Linked DNA regions of Homo sapiens: region 2 is linked to region 1. A link is a loop called in an ENCODE intact Hi-C map of the cell type or tissue named here. Cell type or tissue: CD4-positive, alpha-beta T cell. All regions are shown on one strand. Each heading gives the region's core, and the rest is flanking DNA. Links, peaks and the distances in the headings are about the cores only. Region 1 overlaps FAM117B (family with sequence similarity 117 member B). Region 2 has its middle 35 kb from the start of CD28.

Region 1 (2,922 bases), core at 176-2,675:
AACATCCAGAAATTAGAGTATCCAAAACAGGAGAGAAGTGAAGAGAATTCCCAGGGAAGTTCCCGGTTCTAATAGCTGTGCCACAGATGTAGAGATCAATGAGCTAATTTGGAATATGAGGATGAGGGACTCCAAAAGACATATCTCCAAGGAAAATAAACAAAAGTAACTCTCTGCTATGTTTTTAATTATTTACAGGAAGTTTCCATTATCAAAACTTTCTTAGGGATAAATTTGTGATAGGTACATAGAAAACGAAGCAATCAAAATGAAAAACAATTTTAACCTCAAAGACCACAAAAAGTTATTTAAAAAGAAAATATAACTGTAGTATCCAACAAGGCTCTACTGTAATCAATATTTACATGGTCATAATAACATTAATACTGATTTAACCAAAAGATGCTACACCTACAATGGAAGGATTCGGTAGGATGGTGATTAGAGAATTAAGTGTACATTTTCCACAGTAGCAAGTCACTACATAATACATAAAACTGAAAAAAAAAAAAAAAAAAAACAAAAAAAAAACAGCTCCTAAAGCAGTAGTATAGCATATTATTTAGAAATGTGTAGGCCAGGCACGGTGGCTCACGCCTGTAATTCCAGCATTTTGGGAGGCCAAGGCGGGTGGATCACTTGAGGCCAGGAGTTCGAGACCAGCCTGGCCAACACGGGGAAACCCTGCCTCTACTAAAAATACAAAAATTAGCAGGGAATGGTGCTACACACCTACAATCCCAGCTACTCAGGAGGCTGAGGCATAAGAATTGCTTGAACCCAAGAGGCAGAGGTTGCAGTGAGCTGAGATCCTGACATTGCACTCCAGCCTGGGTGACAGAGCGAGACTCTGTCTCAAAAAAAAGAAAGAAAGAAAAAGAAATGTGTAGGTAAACAGCCAAAGAAACCTCTAAGAGTTGAAAGTGGTTGTTTCTAGGGGGCAGGAAGAGGGAGTGGAGAAAGATGTGACAAGGGAACATTTTATTTGATAATAAGTTCAGTGCTATTTGACATTTTAAATTATGCACACGTAGTTTAAAAAAATAAATTTAAATTTAAAAATATAGTATAAAGACAAGCATGCTATTTTTGCCTTCAAGTAGTTTGGAAAAGGAAGTAGCTTACTTTCTCAACTTCCTTCCCTTCTACTGCTGATTTACCTATCATCTTAACCTACGCCCTTACCTCTTCCCCTCCTCAGAGAAAAAAATGTCCTTGTTTCTGAGATTTCCAGACTCTACCATGTACTGGATCCCATGCCTCTCGCATTTTCCATAACCTTGCTCCATCTACATTTACCATCTTCTCTTGAATTTACAATCTTTCATTCTATAAATCCTTTCCCTAAAAGCTATAAACAAGCTGAAGTTTTCCACATCCTGTAAATAACTGAAGCTTAAGCACACCCTTCACCCAGTTTTTTCACTTTCCTTCCGTCCACATTAAAGTACTTTATACTCATTACCTCTACTTCCTCATCCTCCACTTTGATTTGTGCCCCCAACATGCTTCTCAAACTACTTTCTCTCACAGATCATTGACTAATCTACATGCCAGATTCAAAGGCCTATTCTCCAGGCTCAGCCTACTTCACGACATTTGAAAATCTTTCCTATCTCTCCTTGAAATACAATCTTTCTTTTCGGCTTTCTCAACACTATTCTACCATTTCTCCTCCTACCACATTTCACAGGTTTCTTCACTGGCTTTTCTTTCTACCCTTAAAAATGCTTGTTTCCTCCCAGAGTTCTATCTTCAGCATTTTCCCTATCATTTTATCCACCCTAGTGATTAGTCATTTCGAGTGTTGCCCACATGTAAATGCCTAGCATGATGTACATGTTAAATGAATGTTTACTGAACTGCAATAAATGAGTCCTAATTTTTACCCCCAAGTTCAAAGTGTATCCCTGAGTTTTAAAATGTTATTTGCCACAATCTAGAAAATTATCTGAAGTTCCTGAGAGCACAAACCAAATACATCCACAACTGAGTTCATTTTCTTTTCCCAAATCTGTTCTCCTCACTGTTATCAATTAGAACCACCATCCAAACTATCACCCTCAACTCCCCGTTTCTCAATCCCTACATCCAACAGTTTGCCAAATCAGTCTTTTCAATCTTTTTTACTCTTGCCATTCCCACTGCCATTCCCCCAAAATTCAGGTGATCAATGCCTTTGTGAGTTTCTCCTATCTCAAGTCACACTCTACTCATTTTATATATATATATATATATATTCTATTTATTCTAAGAATATAAATACTAGTAATAATAACTGTGAGTGCCTAAAGCCTTGGATGAGAAGGAAGACAATGATGTGAAAATATCTGGCTGGGCGTGGTGGCTCACGCTTGCAATCCCAGCACTTTGGGAGGCCGAGGCGGACAGATCACGAGGTCAGGAGTTCAGGACCAGCCTGTCCAATATGGTGAAATCCCGTCTCTACTAAAAAAAAAAAAAAAAAGTACAAAAATCAGCCGGGCATGGTGGCACACGGCTGTAGTCCAGCTACTCAGGAGGCTGAGGCAGGAGAATGGCTTGAACCTGGGAGGCGGAGGTTGCAGTAAGCCGAGATCACACCACTGCACTCCAGCCTGGGCGACAGAGTAAGACTCCGATAAAAAAAAAAAAAAAGAAAATATCTGCCAGGCGCGGTGGCTCATGCCTGTAATCTCAGCACTTTGGGAGGCCGAGGCGGATGGACCGCCTGAGGTCAGGAGTTCGAGACCAGCCTGGCCAACATAGTGAAACCCTGTCTCTACTAAAAATACAAAAGTTAGCTGGGCGTGGTGGCAGGCGCCTGTAATCCCAGCTACTCAGGAGGTTGAGGCAGGAGAATCGCTTGAACCCAGGAGGCGGAGGTTACAATGAGCCAAGATCTGCCATTGCACTCCAGTCTGGGCAACAAGAGTGAAACTC
Region 2 (2,922 bases), core at 275-2,774, 1.1 Mb before region 1:
CTACTGAGGAGACTGAGGCATGAGAATCGCTTGACCCCGAGAGGCAGAGGATGTAGTGAGCTGAGATCATGCTACTGTACTCCAGCCTGGGTGACAGAGCAAGACTCTGTCAAAATTAATAATAATAATATACAGAAGACTCTGTCTTCCTGAAACAGCTTCTCATTCCCTTTGCTTATAACTTCCCATTTCTTCTACCTCAAATGGCTTTCCTTAGATGAAAGCTCTTCCTTCTTCTTTATTGATCCATGTCCTTCTTTCAAAAGAGATGCTTGACTCTCAGCACTCCCAAGAAGCCTTTACACACATTCAAACCAATTCCTTCTGGCCCTAAAAATGTAGAAGGTGGCTGGAACTCAAAAATAAGCCTATAGCTAAGGTTGCAGCTTAGATCTAAGTCAAGGATCAGCAAACCGTAGCCCATAAGCCATGTCCAGCCCACTACCTGCCTTTGTACAGCCCATGAACTAAAAATGGATTTTCCATCTATAAATGGTTGGGGGAAAAAAACAAAGGAAAAGTAATATTGCATGACATGAAAATCACACGAACTTCACATATCAATATCCATAAATAAAGGTTTATTGGAATGCAGCCATGCTTATTTGTTTATATATTGTTTATGGCTGCTTTCACACTACAGTGGCAAAACTTATTATCTATAAGAGACAGTATAGTCACAAAGCCTAAAATATTTACTATCTGGCCCTTAACAGAAAAAAATTTGCTGATTCCTGATCTATGACATTGAAAGAGTTAGAGATGTTAAATAGGAACATGTCAAAGAAATGAATTTCAGGCAAACCAACAAAGGCTATCAAGTAGCCACATTAAGATCTAAGTCCCAAAATCAAGACTAAGTGGTTACCCCTAGAAGCAGGATATAGGGGGCAGGAAAAGAAAAAAAAAACTGAAGTAATATACAAAGCAGACACTCTACACTTCGGAAGTGTGGAGGTAATATCTGTGCTGCACACTGCCACATCCCTGTACCTAGCCCACATCTTAGTGCTGGGCAGGTGCCCATTAACTAGTTCTAGAATGAATGAAGTAGAAGAGAGGAAGGAGAAACATAAAGCAAATGAAACAAGCATTGCATAGGGTTGGGGATAAAAGAGGGTCCCCAACAACCACCTGAAGTTTGTCTTCCCTGTGTAATATGTCACAGGTTCTCAAAAGTTAGCAGAAACCTCCATTTGGGAAGCTAAGTGTGTGCCCAAGAGACTGAAGAAATGACTAAATAACTATGGTAACTACCCCGATGCCCATTCAAGGTCACCTTTTCCACCCCTTCCTCAGTCACCAGATGCAAATATATTTAGTCCAGAGAATAAATTCAGACGAGATTAGCAAGGGGAAGGAAATCACATATAAAGCTCATGAAATAAACAGCGCCACTTGTCACTGCTGATCTTTGATTAACTGGCTCTTCTTTCCGAAACAGGGCCTCCTTTTCTTCTTTTTCTCTCTCTGTCTTTCTCTTTGTTTTCAGGTGACACCCACACATATCCTTCAGTGTTGGCAGAGATGCTCACTCAGATAACAACTGGAGTTCATGCTGCACATTTTCATCTTCGTGTGTCATCATCACCATGTAAAACCACAACTATAGGAAAACAAAGCTGTTTGCTGCTCTTCTTCTCAACTGACATTTCCACCCAGCTCATGATTTGTTCTTTGGAGCCAGAGGAGAGTTTCAATTTATCACTGAGATAGCTCTGCCTGATGAAGTGAGAGTAAAATCCAGTCCACTTCCACCCTGAAATCCATTCACCTTTCTTCAACTTTTTGTCCCTTCAAATTCCTAGCATTCAAGGGTCTTTCACAGAGTTTCAACAGGCAAATCAGATAGGAAAATGAGCTTCGGGAAGCACACATTCTGGCCCTGAGAGTTGCACCAAGAATGAGGTCAGCTTTGAAGAGCTGATATATTCTTTGATCACCTCAAGCAATTTATCATCTCAAGCAATTTTCAAGTGTTGGGCCCGGTGTCAACACCCTGAAATGAACAAAAGTCACTCTGAGAAATTGTGTGACCTTCTGCTCTGGACAGTGGCCTAGGTTTCCAAGTGCTAGGATCCTGTGAATCTTCAAAGAGAAAGCACATATTTCTTCTGGGTTGCCAAATCAGAGAAAGCTGAGAGGCCCCACCATTCACATGTGTTCTTGAAGGGGTATGATCCCAGTTCACTGCAGCCTCAGCCTCCTAAGTAGCTGGGACTACAGGCCTGCACCATCACGTCTGGCTAATTTTTTTTTTTAATACAGACAGGGTCTCCCTATGTTGTTCAAGCTGGTCTTGAACTCCTAGACTCAAGTGATCCTCCTGCATTAGCCTCCCAAAGTGCTGACATTACAGGCATGAGTGACCGTGCCCAGCCCCAAACTTTCTTATGAGCACCACTGTCAAAAAGTCAAGAGTTAGGCCTCAGTTTAGGAAACACAGACAGACATTAGAAGCAAAGTTACCAGACAAGGTTCTGGTCTGCTTTCCAGACCATCCCATTTGCTGCTGCATAGTGTGATGGTTAGGTCCCCATTACAATGAATCCAGAAGCTTCTTTAATTTTTTCTCACCTATCCATTATCTCTGATACCGACAAGATGGGAGAGAAGAAAGGGTATTGCTTTAAAAGGGAATCAATCTGTTTTATCATACTGGAGGGAAAAAGTGAATTCGGGGTTGTGGGCAATTACAATATTCACCCAGTTGGGTAGCTAGAATGTTGTGGGAGGTGTTAGGTGAAGCGAAGTTTGCATTTTATTTTGTTTTGAACTTGAGTTTCAAAGTACTAGAACCTTTTTACAGAACTGGGTTACATTATTTTTATTAGCATGGTAAAGGAGTGCTTATTGAGCAGATTCATTTAATGGCTTTTTTTTTTTTACCCATCTCGTTCCTTTCCAATTGATTTGATTTGT

Evidence for each region. Peaks named below come from ENCODE experiments on the same cell type or tissue, not always from the same donor. Only the 100,000 strongest peaks of a DNase experiment are listed, where the experiment ranks them.
Region 2: it touches region 1 in a loop (3-fold over the local background); 2 of 110 quality-filtered maps call a loop at or near these places.

Annotation. Positions count from the first base shown.
Region 1 is chr2:202,641,663-202,644,584 of GRCh38, reverse strand. All of the region lies in intron 1 of FAM117B (family with sequence similarity 117 member B), which reads right to left. Among named protein-coding and RNA genes, the nearest start is that of FAM117B, 8.2 kb to the right of the region's middle. In CD4-positive, alpha-beta T cell, for the core only: no CTCF peak of the experiment used is centred there; a DNase peak (open chromatin) is centred at 1,464; H3K4me3 peaks cover 1,497 bases; H3K27ac peaks cover 2,452 bases.
Region 2 is chr2:203,739,830-203,742,751 of GRCh38, reverse strand. No RefSeq gene overlaps it. Among named protein-coding and RNA genes, the nearest start is that of CD28, 35 kb to the right of the region's middle. In CD4-positive, alpha-beta T cell, for the core only: no CTCF peak of the experiment used is centred there; DNase peaks (open chromatin) are centred at 981 and 1,561; H3K4me3 peaks cover 1,000 bases; H3K27ac peaks cover 2,500 bases.